2 separate regions of the Mus musculus genome follow, and region 2 is linked to region 1. Evidence: chromatin loops called from intact Hi-C (ENCODE). Cell type or tissue: heart. All regions are shown on one strand. Each heading gives the region's core, and the rest is flanking DNA. Links, peaks and the distances in the headings are about the cores only. Region 1 overlaps Xpnpep2 (X-prolyl aminopeptidase (aminopeptidase P) 2, membrane-bound). Region 2 holds the start of Zdhhc9 (zinc finger, DHHC domain containing 9).

Region 1 (10,928 bases), core at 2,885-7,884:
AATATCAGAGCCTTGAGGTGCCTGGGTCCAGTCTGTTTTCTGGAATCTACCTGATGTAGCAGCAGGAAAGACAAGTCTGGACAGATCGATGTTTCCCATTAGCACTCGAGTATAGGCCTCCTGGTAAGGAAAGGAGAGGAAGAGGTAATATGAAGCACAGGAGGAGTGATAGGGGAATTTCCAGCTGCTTAGGTCTTAGAATAGATGGGAATGGAGGCCCAGGACAAGGGGTAGGAGACACATTCTCATGTGCCGTCACTCACTCAGGTTTTGGAAGATGACCAAATGAAGGTGGGGGGAAAAGGTGTTTCCAAAGCTGGGGCCAACTCCATGTGCTTCTCTTAGGCTCATATACAGGGGTCATAGTCATGTGCAGAGGAAATGTAGAGGGTAGTGACTGAGTGGGTGGCAGGCTCAAGTCTAGAATCCTGGCTTGGACACTCACTGACTTTCTCCCCTCTCTATTCCTTGGTGCCCTTATATTTAATAGGATGTTAGTGGTACGTGGTTGCTAAAGTCATAGGATAAAGTAGACTGACAATGAGCAGAAGCCAGTGAGCAAATGCTCAGGCAGAGGTAGCCTGCTTACTCCTATATTCCTCACAGGTAGGCTTGCAGTTTGCTATGTGGCCAAGGTTGGCTTTGAACAGTAAAAGTTTCCTGTCTTAACTGCCCCAGTATGTGCTACCATGCCTTAGCAACTTCCTTTAGCTTTCCTTAAGGTCTGAAGTGTGGGTTGGGTCTGATCATGTGGCAGAGCCTGTTTCCTGTTGGGGGAGAGAGAGATGGGCAGTGGTGACCTGTTCTGGTCACTGCTAGTGGCCATGTGGTCATATCATTTCCCCATACTCCTGCACTGGCTTGCCATTTGGGGCCCTGGGGAAACAGACTCCTCAACAGGCTAGTCTATGAGTTCCTGGAGGCCTGCACAACAGGGCTCCCCGTTCTGTGTTCCTGGTCTGCTGGCTGCATCTTAGCAGCTCCTTGGTCCACTCAGCACCCCGCCAGTGTCCTTGGTTCCACTCCAGCTGCGCAGACCTCCCTGTTTTTAGACCAGCTCTAGTTCTTTCGGATCTCAGATGCCCTGTGCTGTTTTTCTCCGCTAAAAAGAGTTTTCCCTCCCTTTTGCAGAGCACAGGCTAACCATCCAGATGGCCAATATCTGTACATTCATACACGGACATGACAAGAGGATGCACATGGCCTGAGGTCTTGGTGGAGGCCCGATTTTGCATTGGCTTTCCTGGTACTTTTTGTTTGACCTTGGGCAAACTAAATCACTTCTCTGGGCCTCGGTTTTACTCCTGTCAATTTGAAAGGGCTCTTGATGAGGTGATCACTTGGAGTAAACTGAAGGGAAAAATTAGGGTCCAGCACTTACCTTTTGGAAGGCAGTAGGAGTGCCCCAATGTACTGTTCTGGTGATATCTGTGGTCCCATCCCTGTGGAGAGAGAGAACTAATACATCTAATTCTGCTGAGGACTTGGGTGGAGGGCCCAGGGCCATGGTCTTCCTGTGTATTTTCTATTGTTTGTTTCTACTGGGCTTTGAGTGACTGGGCTGGAATAGGACATGTGGAAGGGCAAAAGGAAGAGAGAGAACTGGGCATGGTGGTGCAGGCCTGTAATCTTGGTATGCAGGAGAATTAGTTAGGAAGATTGTGATGGCAATGCCAGTCTGGGCTACACAGTGAGATCGTGTCAGGAAGAGGGAAAGGAAGAGAGAAAGAAAGAAAGAAAGAAAGAAAGAAAGAAAGAAAGAAAGAAAGAAAGAAAGAAAGAAAGAAAGAAAGAAAGGTTGATGGATGGGAGGGGGATAGAGGATAGGTACCACCATTAGAATCATATCTCAGCATCCACGTAACAAAGAGACTTAGTAGAGTTCTTAAGGTAAAAGTCACTATGTTCAGGGCATTGCCTATCTCTGTCTATCTGTCTGTCTGTCTGTCTATCTATCTATCTATCTATCTATCTATTTATCTCAATAAATTACAGATGGGAAGACTGAGGTTGAGAACGATGACAATATCCTAACCTTTCCACAGTCATAGCCCTTTACTATTTATAGGACACTTCTGCATCTCCCCACAGAGGGCAGCAGAGCAGGCTTCCTTATTAAAGATGAGGCCACTGAAGCCATTAGGCTGTGAGGTTGTCTCCTTCCCCAAGATTTGGTTAAAGCCAGGCTAGAGAAAATGCTGACTCCGCATAAGATGCTCTTGGCTATGGGCATGGCTTGGAATTCCATGAAAGTGAAGCCAGAGCCACCAGGTCCAACTCACAATCATTAGCTGTAGTGGTTCCCCCAGACAGGCACAGAGCATACCCATCCCATGGGGGAGGCATGGAAAAAGGGTCCCAGGACTCTGGGGCTTCTTGACAGTAGGTCATGGGGCATGGAGAACTTCTTCCTCGGGAGAGAAGAGGAAGTGAGGTGACTATTTCCCTACCTCACCCTCTTCTAAGCATGCCCCAACCCAACACGCCTCCACAAATGTACTTCCTCTTTACAGCCATCTCAAGTTCACACAGCATCAATCTAGTGAGAAGTACAGGCTGCTAAACTGAGCACATGGCAAGCTGGCTCCCCAACAGGTGTGCTATGAACAAGAGCCTCTGTCCTTGGTGCGTTCCACGGGATAGAAGTTGGGAAACCCAATAAAACTGCGAATGATTAGCCACACATTTCAAAGGAATATGGTTAGCTCATTAGGCATGATTGTCACACTGGAACTGTGTAGGTTAACACTGTACAAAAGAATCACTTCTAAAGGGCTTCGTCTTTTATCTGCCTCCATCTCCAACCTTACGTGGTCACTCATCTTGCCACAGGGAATGAGCTGGGTTTAACGACTCTGATGTGGGCTGTGTCTAGGGCTTGCTTGAGTGGGGGAGGATATAGGTGCTCACGTTTGTGCGGCCAGGCAGATCTGTGTAAATAATTTGCAGACTTGAAAAAAATTCCTTAAACAAGTCCAGTCTTTTCCTAATTCTCACCCAGGTGCTGCATGAGTGCCCCTATTATTCTAACCTCTGTGTGTTTTCTACTGTGCAGATGCCCACAATGGGAACACGAGAAGGCTGCTCAGGGCTTATTCAATACAGTTCCCTGCTTTAATCAAATGAAGACCTATGACTCAGGAAAGCCAGCTTCAGCCAGCCTCAGGAAACCCAGAATGCCTGAGCTGAGAGCTAGGCCAAGGCACAGTGGGGTGGGTATACATACCAGTATTGCCCCCCAGAATCCACCAGGTACATCTCATCTGAGGACAGCTTACGGTGCAGCTCTTTTGTTGGGCTAGGAATGAAAAACAAATACTGAGAGGAGAGACTCCGAACCCTGCACTGGGCAAACAGGGTGGAGCTGAGGACAGGGGCTAAGGAGAAACCGAAGAACTCCCTTTACTTGGGGGCTAGCCTTCCAGGCTCTCTGCTCTGGGGAAATCATCTGTACACATCTGCCAATCCTGGGAAGCACTTGGCTCTGACAGCAGCTGCAGCTGCTGTCTTAGTACACTTCTGTTTATCCTGCATATGGCTAAGCAGGACCTTGGTCCTTGGAAAGAGGAGCTAAGAGTTTCAGAGGCTACTTGGTTTGGCCATCTCTCCTCGAATAAGAACAAACCCACAGAGGCAAGAGGCTTGCACGAGGTACACAGCAAAGCAAAGAGGTTCTGGGCCTGAACTCTCTTTCTCTGTAAGTTCTTGATACATCCAAGAGGGCCCCAAGGAGCTAGTGCATAGGAAGAGAGGGGACTTTAAAAATAGGACTGGACAACAATATTTTAGGGGACTAAGGTATATCAGCTCTACCACTCTCGAGCTTCCATGGGCAAGGGTTGGGGAGGGGTCAGGGAGGGCGAACTCTTAGACATGCCAGGTCTTTCTCTGGAGGGCCTCTGACTCCTCTTTTGTCAAGTCCAGGCCAACTTGATGCATTTGGTTAATTTGGTCCTCCAAATTTTATCAGGCAGGCCTACCATGGTTTGTTTTCTGTGAGACCAAGTATTTGACTATCTTATATTTTGCACTCACTATAGTTGACAGAAGCTGAATAGACAGGCCTTTTCTCTGTGGGGTTTTGTGTGATTGTACTCATGCCTGAAATCACAAATTGCTAGCCTGACTGAGTTATGAAGCAAACCCCATCTCAAGCTAGCTGTGGTGGTGCACACATTTAATCCCAGCACTTAAGAAACCTTAGTCAGGAAGATTAGGAAACCCAATCTTGACTATGTAATGAGTTTGAGACTAGCCTGGGCTACATGAAACATTGTCTCAAAAACAAAAACAAAAACAAACACCACCACCACTACCAACAACAAAACCCTCCAAAAAACCACCAACCAAAAAAAAAAAAAAAACAAAAAAACGAAAAACAAAACAAAAACAAAAACCCAAGTCAATAAAACTATTTCTGAAAAAAAAAACAACCATAAAAATTTCACAGAAAGAGTTTCTAACAGAAACTGTGCTTTCCTTGAACCCTAAAGACCCCAGAAGCACTCAAGCACTCCCCAAATCCCTGCTTTTTGGGAACAAAAGCCATTCTCAGACCTATTAATTTCAAGGAGATTTCGAATGGCAAAGGAGTCCCTCCCTTGACTACCCACAGTCCTGAAGGCCCCAAACCTTAAATGTTGACTCAAAGCTCAGAACATTCCCTTCCCAACCCAGGTCCCCTCTACTCACAACCATGACCCCTGGTCACAAGCACTGTAGAAACTTCTTTGTTCTGAAGTACCTGTAATGGGCCAGGGCGGCATTCAGGCCACTAGCAGAGATGGTTTCAAAACTGGGTCCAGAGGAGAAGTTTTCATTCCTAGGCAAGGCAAGGTAAGGAATGGGCAGAGAATGGCGCACGGACTAGGCTGTGACTAGGATATGTCGCACAGCAAATGCCCAGCTGCCTTCACCCCAACCTGACTCCATTTACCTCTCCCTGCCCCACCTCTGCCAGCTTTGTCCTGTCACATATACAGAGAACACTCATGCACAGAGAAGGATAGATTATGGACACCAATTCTTGACCTTTGCCTCTACTTTCCTTACGGGAGAGAAGAAAGGCAATTCCCTGTATCTGAGAAACATCCCACCCATGTGCTATGTCTTGCACCTCAAACATAGATGCTATGCAAGCTGCCTCAAGAAGCCTTCTTTCTACTGGAAGCTCCTAAGAGTCCCAGGGGCCCCCTGGCCTAAGCAGGCCTTTCCCAGGGAGAAGGAGCTGTGTCTGAGGCGTTCGCTAGGGGGTGCTGTTGGGTTGTCCCCACTTTCAGCAGGGCTGGAGAATATCCTCCAACACCCCAAGCACCGCTCCCAGACCACCCACGAACCTGTCAATCTCACTTCCAAATACAAGCATGATCTTTATTCTTCCTAAGGGGACTAATTACTCCTCACTTCCCCACCCCCGCACCAAAAGATAATAAGTCCAGTACCGTCGTAACTCATCAATGTATTCTGCCCCAGAAAACTCATCCACCGTGCCTTTGGGCACGTTCTTCTCCAACCAGACCAAGTACTGGATCACAGCCACAGCGTCCCGCACCTGAAGCCGGAAGAGTGACTAAGGCTGGCCGAAATGGCAGCCTCCTCGCTTAGGGAAGACGATCAGATAGCTGCCCTGCAACTGAGTGCTTTAAAAACATGACAATTTTACTGGCTACTGGATAGCAAAAGGATTCTCATTAATGTTTATATCTAATCAGAGTGTGCTCATGTTTTTAAAAGCCTTCTTATCTTTAGAAATACTCACTGAAGCAGTGACAGTTGAAATGATAGAATATGTGGGATACGCTTTAAAATAATCCAGCAGCAAGGGGTGGGACAGGAGGGTCATGCTCGGGGGTGTGGGTGGGGTGTGGGTGGTGTTACAGATGAAACAGCTTTGGGCAAGACTTGATTATTGAAGCTGGGTAATGGTGACAGGGAATCTTAGGATATTTTCTGTTCTGTAGTGTATGTTATTATTATTTTTTTAAGAAAAAAATATTTTATCCTAATGTCTAAAAAGTGAGTCATCCTCTTGCCAGGCAGGAAATTGTTACATCTAACACTTATTTAATACAGGCAGTGTTCAAAGCAATGCAATCACCACATGTGATATCTACATATCTATATAAATATAGAGATATTTGTTGTTTCTTGCTTTTTTTTTTTAGAGTCTTCCTTAAGCATTTTCTGTCTAGGAGGCTAACCCATGAAGCAGACCTCCCAAAGGGCCATATGGACTTACGTGGCTGCTCTTCAAAAGGGCCTGCTCCTTGCTGTTCTTCACAGCCTTGATTAACATCACTGGGGAGTAGGTGTCTGTCACGAGTTTCTCCTGTTGAGAACAGGGACCGAAAGATGCACTAGATGCACTGTCCAAGATAAGCAGTGCTTACAAAGGACATAGAGCAAGTCCCACTGGGGCGAGACTGTAAGACTTGCTGATCTCTTTGACCAGGCCCTCTCCTTTGGCTATTTTCTGGATAGGCAGGACTTTCCTACTTTTCTGCCTATGGGTTTCCTTGGTGAGCACTGTCCTGGTACCAGCAGTCAGGCCTGGCATGCTAGAGTCCACAGGTTGTTCTAGCAGTCAAAGTTTCTTATACATATCAGAGAGGTTACCAGCCCCCAGGCATATACTTTGTCAGCCAACAGACTTCACAAGTGCTATATCCTTGAAGTCTGCAACACTCCTGTAAGTGTTCAACTTCATTACCATTTTAAAGAAACAGAGATCTAGACTGACTGAGCTACTTGTCCAAGGTCACTGCACGACCCTTTAGAAAAAGAGCTCAGATCAGAATCGGGTTCAGATGGTTCTAAAGCTTCTTCTAGACCAGGCTATATTTTGTCTAGTTTCCTCAAAAAAGTTGCCCACAGGCCCCGTGGACAGACACCCCTGCTGCCTCCTCCTCCTCCTCTTCCTCCTTCTCCTCTTCTTCCTCCTTCTCCTCAGTCTCCCATCAATGAGGTCTACACGGGTACACAGTGTACATTAGCTGCCTGACAAGTTGGCCCAATAGAGGAGGGGTCCCATTTTGTCAGTTGTTATGCCTGGAGCAGAAGGAGGCCAGTGACTGGCAAACCTACCTTGGGTATCACTTCATAGACCCCATAGGTGGTATAGCTGACCCCAATTAAGATTTTCACATCGCCTGAGGCATAGGCCTTCACACTGTCACGAACTTGACTGTAGTCCTCAAGTTGCACACACATGGGTAATGTGCAGTTTGTATTCAGGTACTGCAAGGTCTCAAGGCTAAAGCGACTCTTGTTGACAAACAACCTATATGGAGAGGGAAGACCAGGAGGGTCCTGAGTGCTTGCCTACTAAGGAGAACACATGGAATTGGAGGTATATACCAGTCTTTTGATTCCAAAGGGTCACAGGAAGCCAACATAGAGAACCAGGGGATTAGACTTGGGTTCACTGGGACCAGAAGTCAAGGGGTCATCTAGTGGTGGGCACCCAAATTTATGAGTACTCTGAAGGCTGTGACATCAGTGGTATAGGATAGGGTAGGAGAGGAAACTCACAACAGTAAGCTAAGGAGAAGCTGTACCTGATGGAGGAGTTCGTGAGCAGTGCATAGGAGTAGAAGAAGGGGTTATAGGGGATGTCACTGCTACGAAGGTTGAAGAGCCCTGGAAAAGAATTGATGGGATTGTTGGAGGCCGTTCTGAATGGGGGCCATCATTTATAACACCTATGTTCCACTGTTTAGTTTGGCTTTAAGATTATTACTGACAGCAGCCTCTGAATGCTTCTTAATCTTGGAGATCATGGAGATGCTGAAGAGAGGTATAGATATCCCCCCCACCCAAAATAGAGATAGGTGACATTTAGCACTCAGTATGGGTACATTCTCTAAATGTCTGAAGTTCAGCCATAGGGATTGGACAGAAAGCCCTCAGCCATGTGGGGACAGAATAGGGTTACTCTGGATATCAAAGCTGTCCTGGATGACAGCCAGGGCTGCTGGTGGCTTTGTGGGCCTTCTTCCTCCTAAGAAGACATAATTACCCTATCACTCTGGCCAGTACATTTCTCAGGTGGCCTGTGGGCTTACCCACTTGCTTGGAGCTCCCTGGCTTCCTTGTTCTATAGCCCCAAACAGCTGCTCTCTTCCCCTCTGAGTTTCCACAGACTATGATCTTGGGAGCTCGTAGGAGCTGGTGAATATGTTGTTGTTTTAGGAAAAGCTGTATGTTGCAAGGTCCAGGAAGCTTGGGACTACCAGACTGACCCATGTTCAAAAATCCCCACTCACAGGCTGTCTCATCAAGTGCAGATAGAAGGACCCCAGTTGGAGTCTTGGCATGGTGCTCCATATAGCTTCGGACAGCGGATACTTTTTCCTGCCAAGTGCTCCCTAGAAGCAAAGGAACCCAAAGAAAGTATAAGTGACATACCTCGTCTTTGGCATAGGGATTCGGGGAAACTCCCTAAGAATAGTAGTTTTCCTTTATTTCTGGTGGAGGATGTGGAGCCAATGGCCTTGAACATTGGGCAAGTACTTTATGACTGAACTACTCAATCCCTCTATATTTCCCAAAGCTGTAGAAGTCTATCATCAAACGGGATCTGACTTGCATTATTAATGACTTGCCCCCTAACCCAGATGGGCCTTCAACCACAGTCAAGTAATTGGATGTGGTGGTGAGCAAATCACATGACACCTTCATGTCTCATTTTGCACATCTGTTAGATGAGGGTGGGTTGGAACAGTAGTATTTAACTCAATAGGTTCACATCAAATGGATCAACGTTTATAAAGCCGTAGAAAGGCATTTGCTAAGACTCATATTGCTTTTTTTTTTGACCTGTCAGTAAACACATAGAAAGAACAGAAGAGCTGCTCTAGAAGGACGAGAAAGAGGACCAGGTTTGTGTTTAGCTTTGCCCAGCAGTAATTCCAGCACCCAATAAGCCATGGATATTGAACTAAGCACTTCTTGTGCATTGTTTTTATTCTTGCATGTGCCATTTTACAGATGTGGAAAGTGAGGCTTCAGACAGGTAAAGTGAGTTGCCCGGAGTCTCATAGCTTAAGAGGTGCAGCAGGGATTTGAACCCATGTGTGATGGGGCTGGCCCACACTATGAATCTGCACTAATACTGAGCTTTCTTCTTAAAGTTTTCAAGTCTTTGTTGTTGTTGTTTGTTTGTTTTTGTTTTTGTTTGTTTGAGACAGGGTTTCTCTGTGTAGCCCTGGCTGTCCTGAACTCACTCTGTAGACCAGGCTGGCCTCGAACTCAGAAATCTGCCTGCCTCTGCCTCCCAAGTACTGGGATTAAAGGTGTGCGCCACCACACCTGGCTAAAGTTTTTCAGTCTTTTAAGTGGTCTTTAACTTTGCCCAGTACTTTCCTTTCTTGGTTCTATGAGTTCAGTTTTCATCTCCTTTTCTGCCTCCTGCAAGGCATTCAAAGTCTCTCTCTAGACAGTGCTAGGGGAAAAATTGGCAGAATGTCATAAGCATTAAGATTCCTACTTGGGCCCAGATACAGAAATGATAACTTAATGCTATTAAGAAACTTTATGCAAATGGGTTAAACTATTCAACTAGAACCAAAAGCTCTGGGTATGATATACTTTTAAAGTTTATTTTATTCTGATAAAACAAGACAGTTTAGCCTTCATAAAGAACACAATTCAGCTGGCTTTCAGTATCCTCACAGTGTTGCACAACCATTGCCAGTATCTAATTCTAAAACATTTTCAACATCCCCAAAGGAAACCTTGTACCCATTAAGGAGTCCCTCCTCATTTCCTCTCCTTCCAGCCCCAGGAAATCACTAATCTACTTTCTGTCTCTATGGATTTGCCAAGTCTGGGTGTTTCATATAAATGGAATCATACAAGTTGTGGCTTCTTCCACTTAAAATTATGGTTACGATTCGTAAGTATTACTTTGTATGTTGGTCCATGCCTCTATGGGAGGCTGAAACAGGCGGATCACTGTGGGCTTGAGGCCAGTTTGGGCAATATAGTAAGTATAATGTCAGCCTGGGCTACAGAGTGAGATCCTGTCCCAGAAACAAAACAAGTCAAAACACCCAAAACCTTAGAACCCCCAAAAGAAAGATGTGTAACTACGATCCAGTTGGAGAAAACAAAATCACACACAAATGGTCAGACACGTGAGTAGCTAACATTTCCTGTGCCAGCCACACCTTGCCTTTGTCTTTTCACACCACCTTTAACATCTAGACGTGGCTGGAGAGGAACATTCATTTTTATCTATGCATCTTGAAGTTGAACACTGTTCTTTGGCTTCTGGGCTAAGCTCTGACCCCAAATGTCTTTTCCTTGAAAACTAATGACTCCTCAGCATCTCCTAGCTTATGGGAAGTGACAAAATCCATGTGAATTCTGTCTCAATCCTTGAGAGTCTTTTTTTCCATGTTATCCTCCCCTTCCCTAGCACAGTGGAGGCCTTTATATCTGAATAAGATGAGTGGTATTTACAATCAAACACTCATAGATTGCAAGTCTCTTTAGAAACTAAGTCAAGGTGCACAAAGAAGGATTCTGCAAGTTACACTGGGACAGATAAAAAATTGGACACTGTTTCTACTTGTTTCATCATAGCCACAATTTTGAAATTTCCTTCTCACTTTCTCCACTCCTTTCTAAATCAGAAATAATATGTGGATTTGTGTGTGGAAAGGGGGTTTTCAGATTGCTCAATGTGACAAGAAATGCAACTCCATTGGCCCATTCAGAATTTCCAGGGAGGTTAGTGACCAAGACCCTGATTCATGATAGGTCTCCTAGCCCTGGTCAGAATTCAGTTATTGCTTACAAGAATCATAATGCAAGCTGCACTTTCATATCAGACTAAGATAATTCCAGTGAGGTCTTGGTTACAGATGCTAGACTTTTCTGGGTCAATTAACCTTATTTTGTGGTCCAGCCAAAACCCTCTTCTG
Region 2 (10,928 bases), core at 3,204-8,203, 84 kb before region 1:
TATGCAGATGGAGCAACTGCCAACACTCTTGTCCTGGCCAATTGTAACCTTGCCCCAAGACCCTGGCCACATCCCCATGACTATAAGTACCCAGTCCTTCCCTCCATTAAGCTGAAACTGTTCTCTTTGCCCACGTACTCACTAAGATCTTGAACTGCACCTACTAGCTACCAGCTAAGCTTCTCTCCCTCCAGTCCAGTTGATGCTCAACTTGATGAGTCTGGCTACTCTGAGTGGGAGAAGCAGACACGGCCTGGTATGTAGGTGCCTGTGGAGGTTAAGGGCATTGGACCCCCCACCCCCCCAAGATGACGTTATAGACAGTTGTGAACTTGGGTGCTGAAATCCAAACTTGGGTTCTCTACAAAAACAATATGCATTCTTAACTGCTAAGCCATCTCTCCAACCCCCAAACTTTCTTTTTTAGTGCTGTGGATGGAACCCAGGCCCACATGACTGGTAGGCAAGTGCTCTATTCCTCGAGCTATACTCCAATGCTCAGAGTAGCGTCTTTTGAATCCAGCTTTCATTAATTGGAGGCTCAGCAATGGGTAGTTGAGAACTTGACTCTGCACTCTTTAGTATTTATCTTTAATGACTGCTCAGATGCTAGTCTTTTCTCCCTTAGAATATTTTAAGTTTCCTGGAGGCTGGGATCATGCCATACACTTCTTTGGCATTTTCCATAGAGCTCAATACAAGCCGGGCAAACTGTTGGTGATCAATACATACCCAGTGAATGACTAGTAAACCAGTTTATATTTGTGGGCTACATAATGTTTTGAGGTCAGCTCCAGGAATGAGAGGGCTGGACAGAGTCAGAGACCAGGGATGTGCCAAGTCAGTATCAATTGCTCTCACTTGGACAAGTTTAGAGCCTAATCTGGGAACCTTATCTGTATCAAAGGCCTAGAACAATTCCTGGCTCAGAGAAGCTCCGAAACAAACGACCTCTATTTTGCTGTTGTGATTCCTGTTTAATGCTACTAGGGGGAGTTGAAAGTTCCAGGATGGTACCTAAAACTGTCCCAGGGAAAGTCAGGAAGCCACCGTCCAGAGATGGAAACAAATTGGGAACCAGCATGAGCAACCAGGGACAGAGGTGAAACACGGGTTTGAAGGATGGGCATGGTAGGGTAGTCCTATAATCCTGGTATTTGAGGGGCTAAGGCAGCAAGAGAATCCAAAGTTCAAGTATAGCCTGGATCACACAGAAAGAGCCTGTGACAAAAAGAAAAAATACCAACAGAAGCAAAGGAGAAACACAGGGTGAGGTTCAGTTTCTGAAATGGGCGTTCAATTGCATTATGATGAACACTTTCTTGCACACCCTAGGCAGTTTTTATTGGCTGTTTTGTATGTTTGGCTTTCATGTGTGGACATCTTTAATGGTGCTGCTTACACTCAGAGAAGAGCCAACAAGCTAAGTATAGTGCTGTGAATCTGCAGGATGCTTAATGAAAGCAGTTTCCATTTCTCTTTCACCTGCTAAAATAGAGACTATGACAGCAGTGCTCAGGAGTCATGGAGAAGATGGTGCTAAAGAACAATGTTTGACTAGACTAAGGTTATTGGGCAAACTTAACCCAGTTAGAGTGAAGTGAGGGACTTGGAAACCAAGCAGCCTGTCAGATAAGAATTAAATTCAGTGGTGAATGTAGAGAGTAAGAGAACATGGTAGCACATGGATGTCATGGAGACTAACAAGTAAAGAGTGAATCTCATTCTTTTATTTTCAATAGTATTTTTAGAGATTTTTTTATTTGTTGTTGTTCCATAATGCTTTGTCTGAACCTTTTTAAATTTTTAATTAATTAATTAATTAATTATTTTTTACTTATTCACTTTACATCTCGCTCATTAACCCCCTCCCAGTCACCCGCTCCTACAACCCTTCCCTCATCCCCCCTCCTTTTCTCCTTTGAGCAGATGAGGGGAGGGGTCCCCTGGGCATCCTCTGAGCCTGGCATTTCAAGTCTTTTCGAGGCTAGGTGCTTCCTCTCCAATTGAGGCCAGACAAGGCAGCCCAGCTAGAAGACCATGTTCCACGTACAGGTCTCATTCTTCAATCTCAATTTAGTCATTTTGCTTCTATTCAGCAAAATGACTAAAAGAAGAGGGTGAGGAGATGGCAGGTTGCATATACATGACCGTGACACTTGGAGATGGATTGTGTTTCTCCTATACGTTGAATATTTAGAACACATAACCTCTAATACCCTTTATAATTCTATGAAGTAGACACAGTTGTTCCTCATTATCCAAAGGTGATTTGGTCCTTAGGATGCCCATGAATCTGAAAGTGCAGGGATGCTCAAATATCTCGTGGAGAATGGAGTAGTGCTTGCATATAGCCTTTGCAGTACTCCCATGTATTTAAAATCCAGGTTACTTATGATACTGACTGCACTGTAGATGCATATAAATGATGTTATTCTGAACTGTCTGAGACTAGGACAAGAAAAAGTGTCCACATGTTCAGTAGAGGTATTATTTTTTTTCTGAAACTTTAAAAGTCTATTGTTGTGTGATATGGAGGGCTATCTGTAGTAGCTCTGTTTTACATATGAGAAAATAAGCACAGAATACATAAATTGCTTGCCAACAGTTACCTCAGATATTAAGTAGCCCAAATTTGAACCTGGTTCTGCCTGGTCATAAATAAGACTTATGTATTTTCTCTACAGAACCTCATCCTTCTTATCATTCCAGGTCCCACAGACTCAGATCTTGCTTAGGAGCTGTAGTTCATCTTGTGTGGGCAGGACATTCATGCTTTGTTTACTCTTATTTATTTATAGCCAGAGAGTAGGGAGGGGAATGTAAGTCAGGCAAGTGGGGTGAGAAGAGGCACGTGTGCATTGGGTTGGGTGTGAGTGTTAAGGGTAGAGAGAAAAATGGAGCCACCATGAGGTCAAATGTGACCTAGGGTCTAATTTGACATGTCTGTTCTTGGCTGTGATTCTGGAATGACATTGACAGGCAGTGTCCGATCCAGTAGTGGCATTTGGGATCTTAACCCATTCAATATTACCTTACACTTATACATGCATGCACAAACGCACACACATGCCATAAACATGAAGACAAATCCTTTAAAAAATAGCATGCCAGAACATACATCACTAAGCCATGAGCTGTCTTATAAAATGGAAGGCTGCCCCTAGATTCTAGTGGTGTTTCTAGTGCTCCTTGGATGCTAGTGGTGTTTCTAGTGCACCTTCCCTTCAAAAGACCTAACAAGGATTTGGATGCATAAAGTAGGGAAGTTTGTGGAAAATAGCAAAGGGAAGAAAAAGAAAAGAGGAAAGGAAAACCAACTCGCAGTCTATAGTTTTTTATTAAGAATTAAAGGATTTTTGTAAAATGATTTAATTGTGTAGGAAGATGTGCTATGAAATGCTTATCCATATAGAATTTCTTGAATTTTCTTTCAGTAGTGAGCAAGACTAGCAACAAATTGTAATAAAACAAGCCTGATTTACAAAACTACTTAATCCCAGAGGGAATGTGACCCAGGCCAGGGAAGGGCAGAGCTCAGGAATGCATTGCCCTGTTATGCTCATTCCAGAACTTCCTAGGCTTCACCTGCATCTGAGCGGTGATCAAAGCATGTTTTGCTTTGGTCACTTCATTTTGATTGCTCTACACTCACAAGAATGGCAGCCAGGCTGAGCATGCGATTCCTAAGGGCATCTCATGTGCACAGGCTTTGGAATTCAGAGAGCTGATAGGGCCATGAGAAATTCCTGTCCTTTCCATGCCAAGTGTGTACTAATACTGGTAGCCTCCAGGAATTGGAGGCAATAATGCTGGTCATAGGCTTCATAAGAAATAACCCGATGATTATAGTCAGCATGAGCACTCAGGAACAATGGGAGCTTTATGAAGACACACTTTCAACTACAAATTAGTTATAACACATTTCTCTTGTAAGACAATTGGGTCACGGTTTTTAATTCCTTTAAATTTTTTGGTGGAAAGATATCATAAATGTTTTAAGAATAATCATTATAAAGAATTTTGTTTTAATATTATATGGGAGCAAAATACTATAAAAGAATAATAATTCTTTTTTTTTTTTAAAGATTTATTTATTTATTATATGTAAGTACACTGTAGCTGTCTTCAGACACTCCAGAAGAGGGCGTCAGATCTCATTACGGATGGTTGTGAGCCACCATGTGGTTGCTGGGATTTGAACTTTGGACCTTCGGAAGAACAATCGGGTGCTCTTACCCACTGAGCCATCTCACCAGCCCAAGAATAATAATTCTTGACCATGTATGTGGTCTCTCATTAAAACTACCACAAAGCTGCCTTTGGGAGAGCATTGGCAGTCACTTCTGAACTAATTCCAACTATTATTGGAAACCCTAGGAAAACTTTGGTCAAGCTCTAGGAAACCTGGGTTGATAACATAGTGTGGTAGGTAAGGAGAGGTCACTTTTAAACATCCCTCATATTATTTGGAAGGTAAGAACCAGTCATACTGGTGGAAACAGATCTGGTGCCTTGTAACATCCACCCTATAATATAATATAATATAATATAATATAATATAATATAATAGTGTGATTCTCAACTGTTTTCCCCACTCCAGTCTCAATTTTCTAAATGGTGTTACTAGCCGTTGATAGCAGAGGCTCAGTAACAGTAACTAACTGCCAGGAGGCACCAGAAGGAAAGAATCAATCTGGTTGATGTATGAAAATTCTGCCTTGGATGCCCCTCCCTTTGTTATCATAATATCTCCAGTTCTTTTGTTTTGTGCATTTGAACCAGGATCTTTCTATGTAGCCCTGGCTGGCATGGAACTCAAATGTCAGACCAGGGTGGCTTCAAATCTTCTTGCCTTAGCTTCACCACACCCAACAAGATCTCAAATTCTAATAGAAAATAGAAATTAACTACCTTTTGGCAATCTTTGCATCATTATCTACCTGGAAATATTTATGTTGTCTCAGTGGAGTTCCTCCAACTTCCTTAATGTCAATGACTTGTTTTCAATATCACAAAATGACATTCTCAGATATGGTTATCTCTTTTCATATTCTTTTTCTGTTCTGAAAGCCCTCGAGATTGCGTGGGAGTCCGAGGCTTCTGAATGGGACTTAGGCGGCAGAGAATGTAACGTTAAGATGCCCACGAACAGACCTTGGTCAATTTAAAGGCAAACGGCAGTGGAGAGGCCCAGGGTAAGACGGAATTCAGGGTTAGAGTCCGGATTTGTGAGCTAGTGTTGCTTCAGTGTGTTTGTGGGGAGGCTGCTCTTGGCTCCTCCCTTGTCCGGTCCACACCACCTTACGCCTCCGCTTTTGCGTAACTATATTAATAGACGAGAACACTTCGCGTCCTGGTGCTCAGACCCCAGAGAGAAGCTGGCTGGAGCTTGGCAGGTGGGCTTGTAGCAAGGAGATGGGTGGGGGGAGTGGGCGGAGGGATTCTGGAGTGACGTTCGAAGTAGCCAATGGTAGTACGCGTTGGGGGCGGGATGGAGACATTGTGATCGTTTAGCCAATGGAGGACGAGCAACTACTGGAGCGACCTGGTGACGTGAGGAGCGTTCCATTCCGCCAGCGGTGGGCGGTTGCCACAGCTGGTTTAGGGCCCCGACTATTGGGGCCCCTTGTCAGGAGGAGGCACCCTCCCTGTCAGGGAGAAGTCGCTACCACCTCTGGCTGCTGACGAGATCCCCCGGGACAGTGTGCACTTTCTGCCCCCAGTTGCCGGCCGAGTTCAGTGTCCCTTGTTCAGGTAACAAGGGGTGGGGGTGGGGGTCTCCGGGGCTCGGCTCTCTGGAGGGCTGCATCCCCCTTCAGCTCCGCCGGGACCCAGGGACGTTGGCACCGCCCTGCTCAGCTCGCCAGCCACGGAGCCCCTGGCCGGGGGTGACTACACGTGGCGGGGCGTGTGTGAGTGTGTACGAGCGTGTGGACGCGTGTGCGTGTGGATGTGGCGCGCGTCCCAGCCAGCCTGGGGCGGTGGTCGGCTGCGTGGCGGAGGCAGGGCGGGCCTCCTGAGGACGAGCCCGCTGCACAGCCCTGGCTTCTGGCGCTAAGCTGCTGAACCAGGTCGCTGCTTTCTGACGGATTTTAATTTTCCTTCTCCCAGGTTGGGTCCCCCTTCCTAGTCTGTGTTCTTCTGCTGGGTCAGTTTATGGAGGCGGGGGGAGGGGGGAGATTGTTTTCCAGGTTAGTTTTACACAAAGGAAGTGATCTTTGCACCTCTGGGGCCCCCTCCCCTTTCCCAAGCCTTACACCTTTCCATCTTGTTGCTAGGCTCTTAGTCCCCTTTTGGACCTTTGCCCTCTCTAGCTCGGGAATGCTCTCTGGCTGGTTGTTTCTTGCTCATCGGGCTGCAGGCTTCCGCCTCATTCTTGCCAGCATGGGGCATGTGGTGCCAGTAAGTAGAGGACACAGCCCAGCACCTGAGAGAAGAGGAGGATGACAGTGGCTGGGAAAGGCGAGGCCCGGAAATCCAGGATGCTGAATGGAGCTATGATACTGGTGAAATGTCCTAGAAAGCCCCCAAGGGACTTTTCTTAGCTGCTGCCACCGCCCTCAGCCACCCCCAACCCCAGCATCAGTTGCCAACCATCCCAGGATCTCTCCTGTTTAAGGAAGCCTTTTTATCTACAATATGATGTGGGCTCACAAATGTTAAACTAGACCAGCCAGAAGATTTCATTTCGGACTCCAGAAGTTACAGAAGGTTTGATTAGGGGAAATCTGTTTTGTGGAAATACAATGTGTGTATGCTTCCAGAATGCCCTGAACAGCTTACCCCAGCCAGAGGGTTACTTGTTCCTTCCTGTGAGTAATATTTGAATATTGAAGAAAGAAGGAGAGGTAGAGGAGGTATGGGAAGGGCTACTTAGGGACAAAGGACAACAACAACAACAACAAACATTATTTTTATAGATATCTTTCTTTAGGTGACTAAAGAACATGGTGGTACAGTAGAAAGTACAAAGGGTGGCTACTTCCAGAATTCCTACTTATTTCCAAGACTCATATCATCATAGCTCATCAAAATCACCAGCATGGGTTTAGAAACAGGATTGATTAAGAAATATCAGTCCCCTCCCCCTCTGGAGAACTGGTTTGTTTGTTTGTTTGTTTGTTTTCCTCCTTAGAGACCAAACAGAGATCAGAAATAAAATTTTCAAACTTTCCTGCTCTTTCAAGCAGTGCTCATCTTTCTGTCTTTGGGAAATGAGGGTTCAGTTGTATTTTGTCACTCTTGTCTCAACACCTTACCCCTTTCTTTTTCTTAGGGCTCTTGATAATGTTTGACCCAGTGGCAACACTAGTAGACGACCTGATTTTAAAGCTGACCTCAGCCTCTGCATCTTCTCTCGAGTAGTCCCAAAGCCCATCTTGGACCAGGAACTGTAATCATGTCTGTGATGGTGGTAAGAAAGAAGGTGACACGGAAATGGGAGAAACTCCCAGGCAGGAACACCTTCTGCTGTGATGGCCGCGTCATGATGGCCCGGCAAAAGGGCATCTTCTACCTGACCCTCTTCCTCATCCTGGGGACATGTACACTCTTCTTTGCCTTCGAGTGAGTTTTCATTGAACACAATTGTCTCCTTATGGTTAATTTGGGTCCAAGGAATGACAGTACCTCCTGGGCATTTGTGGTGGTTCTTGCATGATTTTACTCTTCTGTTGAACGATATCTATAGGTTGTGTTTAATTGAATTCACTACTTTGTGGTTATAGTAGAATATGCACTTCCTAAAAAGGCCAAGAATTTTAATATCAATTTCATAGTCCTGATGTGGGGATATTCCTGACAAAGTTTGTCATAAAAATTCACGTCCTTTCACTGACAGTAACTTAATGATAAATGACTTCTTTTCAACCCTTCCCAACTCTGGGAGTAACCCTTGTTGTTATAACACCCCTCACCAATATCCACTTCATCTGCTATTCAGGGTACCATTTCTGTAAGCCCTAGTTCTTACCTAGCTGTTCATTTGAAAACCAAACTGAGTTGAGAACCTGAAGATTGGTCCCAGCATCAGCTGTACCACAAGGGAGCTGTGGGAACGCCATATAGGTGCTTTTGAAATGTGGGTTGTTCTTTCTTTCCAAAATCACTCAGCATCCCAAGGCTACATAGAGAAACTCTGTCTCAAAAAAAAAAAAACAAAACAAAACAAAAAACCACTGAGTATAAAAAAAATTATAAATGTTCTGTGTAAGCCTGATGCTAGCTTTGGGGTTACTTTTTTATGCAATGTTGTACCTAGTACTAGAGATACTGTTTGAAGCCTGTGTAGGTCACTGCTCCAGGGAGGTGGCCAGTTGGAGTCTAGTGTACTGTGTACTGTGGCATGATTACTGCATACGCAGAGAATGATTCCAGGCTCCAGGGATGGGAGCAGTGCTAATTGTTTTGGGATTACTGTATTAAGGAGGACCTTGAGGAAACAAGAGGTGTATGTGTGTCTACTGAGGCCACACCTGATGTGAGCCTGCCATGGGTGACCTGGAAACAGATTTCTCATCCTGGGGTGTGGTTGGCAGATGCCAGGGGGTGCTCCTCAACCAAATGGAGCTGCAGCCCCCTGGGACTCACTTTTGCCTTTCTCTAAGGGCTCCAGGCTTTCGCTGTGCATCTCAGTGTGATTTGGAGGCTACTTTGCCAGCCTTTCTATGGTTGCGGCTGGCTTGAGGAACAGCAGTGGGAACAGTGTTATAATGCTCTATAACAGCGCTGGTAAAATAAGATCAAATGAACTCTTAGCTAAAGGTCCTTTTGTTGTTATTGCCTCTGACTTTGTGGACGTTTTCTGTGAAGTTAGGCAGGTTGCTGAAGGCTTCTTACCTCTTTTCATTCTGAGTTTTATAGCTCAGTGTGTGTGTGTGTGTGTGTGTGTGTGTGCATGCACCATGTGCTTCCGTGTGGTACAAGTGAGCATGTGCAGCCAGCCAGGCAGGGTTATGCATAACACAAAACAGTTTGCTTTCCTTCAGCTCCCACTTTCCATGTTTCTCCTGCTTCGTTTCTGCTTTTCTTCTTGATGAGAGCACACATTGAATTCTGATGTCAGTTTCTGTCTTTTTTGTTCCTTTGGTTCCATCTATCTCTGCCATTAGATGCTTATGATTGGAATTTCTCATGACAGAGATGAGACTTGTTTCCAGGCTATGGCTGAGTTGGTAGTTCTGGGTCCAGAAAATCTCTGCTTTGGTCAGAGAAACATGGGGTATAGAGCTGTGGCTTTTTTGGCCTTTTTTTTTTTTTCCTGTACCTGGAAGGCTTAAAGAGACTGTGACTTGGATCTGTTCCACTTAGGCCCCTGAAGGCCTCTGAAGAAAACTGCCCATGGGATGAAGCGTCTAATTAGCTAAATTACTGTTCAACAGGGGCGTGATAAGTTTTCTTCTGAGATGATTCCCGTTTCGAAATTACTCCTTGGGTTGTTGTTGGTTTTTGTTTTGGGTTTTTTTTTTTTTTTGCCATGAAGAGTGAAGTTGTTTGTAAAACTGCCCCGAGTTCCAGCTGTCTGTCTGAAAGAGTAAATATTTCAAAAGTAAAGGCTGGGGGAAGGGAGGGAAGAAGGAAGTAAATGTGTTAGCTTAGGAGTGGAATGGGGAAGTGTAAATCTGACCAAAGAGGAGAGGACTCTAGCAATGAATGCTTTCATGTGATGAATGCTTTTAATAAGTAAGGCGGAGTCTGGTGTGTGTGTGTGTGTATACGTGTATACCTGGTCTATCTGTATCACATATGCAGGCAAATAGATAATCAAAGTGGTGGTTGCCTTGTGCCTATCCAATGGTAGGCTGTACAAGGCACAGCAACATAACTGTGAAGAATAGAGTTTTTTTTTTCTTGTTGACTAGTCAATAATTTATTCTGAGTCAAATAGCAGAGGGTAGGATTTGGAGGACACAGTTAAGACTCTAATGTTAGTATTAAGATGCAATGAGACCTAAGGAAACCAGATCAATGATTTAGTCCCTATTTTCAGGCAAGTGATGATAGTAGCATTTGACACTACACTTGATCTTAGCCAAATGACCAAGAAGCCCTAGTGAGCATATTTGGATACACAGATTGCTGTCTGTTTTCATTCTCAAATTATCGGTAAGCCTAGGTTCCATATCATCTGGCTGACATTTTTGCCTCCCAGGAAGATAGTTCAAATCTCGCTACACATCTGGATGTGCTTTTTATCAACCCGGTCCTGTTGGCAGCAGGTGCTTAGGAAAAAAATTGCGAGCAGATTTAGGGCTGTGTTTGGCATAACCACGGGTCAGCCAGATGGCTTGAGCAGCCTGGTCAGTCCTGTGGGTGCCCCCTTCATGAAAATTGTGCAAGTGCAAGTGCCAGCCTTGCGTTTTGAGATTTTTGCCTTTCCAAATCTCGAGTCTTCAAAGTGATCTGCAATTTTCAGTGGACAGGTTGGATGCTGGATCCATAAAATGACCTAAAAGACCTTTTGCTTGGGAGCAGTTAGCACCAAATCGTTAGAAGTTAGGTGGTTGTCCCTCAAGATTGCTGTCGCAGAGTGGACAGTCTGTGCGAAGTTGTTAATCCTCTGGTAGCTCTGTCTGAGATTCTACCTAACTGTCTGTCTGAAAGGGCCCTGAAGGCACCAAAGGGGAGTGCAGATTACCAATAGGTGCTTGTCTTTGTAGTAAATCTATATAAAGTTAAAAGTGGAGTGAAAATTGCGAAACACTTAAAGGCAAAGTATTTTCTGATTAATTCTGGGGCTGGGGTAATTAGAAAGTGTGTGTGTGTGGGTGCCAGTTTCAGCTTTCAACCCAACGAATGAGATATATGCCTTTCTGCTCGAATCCTTATGTTGGAACATTATAGCACAATAACTGTGACAATCTGTGAACTGTCCAGCTACTCAAAAGCTTTTGTGATATTTGGTTTAACTCAGTGTCCCGAGGAAG

The links. A loop is a pair of places that touch in the nucleus more often than their neighbours do. Peaks named below come from ENCODE experiments on the same cell type or tissue, not always from the same donor. Only the 100,000 strongest peaks of a DNase experiment are listed, where the experiment ranks them.
Region 2: a loop joins it to region 1, with 2.1 times the contacts of the local background. A loop is called at or near these places in 3 of 42 quality-filtered maps.

The regions. Positions count from the first base shown.
Region 1 is chrX:48,119,239-48,130,166 of GRCm38, reverse strand. Xpnpep2 (X-prolyl aminopeptidase (aminopeptidase P) 2, membrane-bound) reads right to left here. Exons shown (of 21, transcript NM_133213.2): 8 at 8,265-8,366; 9 at 7,557-7,638; 10 at 7,084-7,279; 11 at 6,239-6,328; 12 at 5,442-5,551; 13 at 4,745-4,822; 14 at 3,227-3,298; 15 at 1,382-1,442; 16 at 51-120. Among named protein-coding and RNA genes, the nearest start is that of Xpnpep2, 16 kb to the right of the region's middle. In heart, for the core only: a CTCF peak has its summit at 5,243; a DNase peak (open chromatin) is centred at 5,236; H3K4me3 peaks cover 502 bases; H3K27me3 peaks cover 1,910 bases.
Region 2 is chrX:48,203,309-48,214,236 of GRCm38, reverse strand. Zdhhc9 (zinc finger, DHHC domain containing 9) reads left to right here and starts at 5,535. Exons shown (of 10, transcript NM_172465.4): 1 at 5,535-5,757; 2 at 7,280-7,569. The coding sequence starts at 7,403. In heart, for the core only: no CTCF peak of the experiment used is centred there; a DNase peak (open chromatin) is centred at 5,496; H3K4me3 peaks cover 1,810 bases; H3K27ac peaks cover 1,290 bases; H3K27me3 peaks cover 229 bases.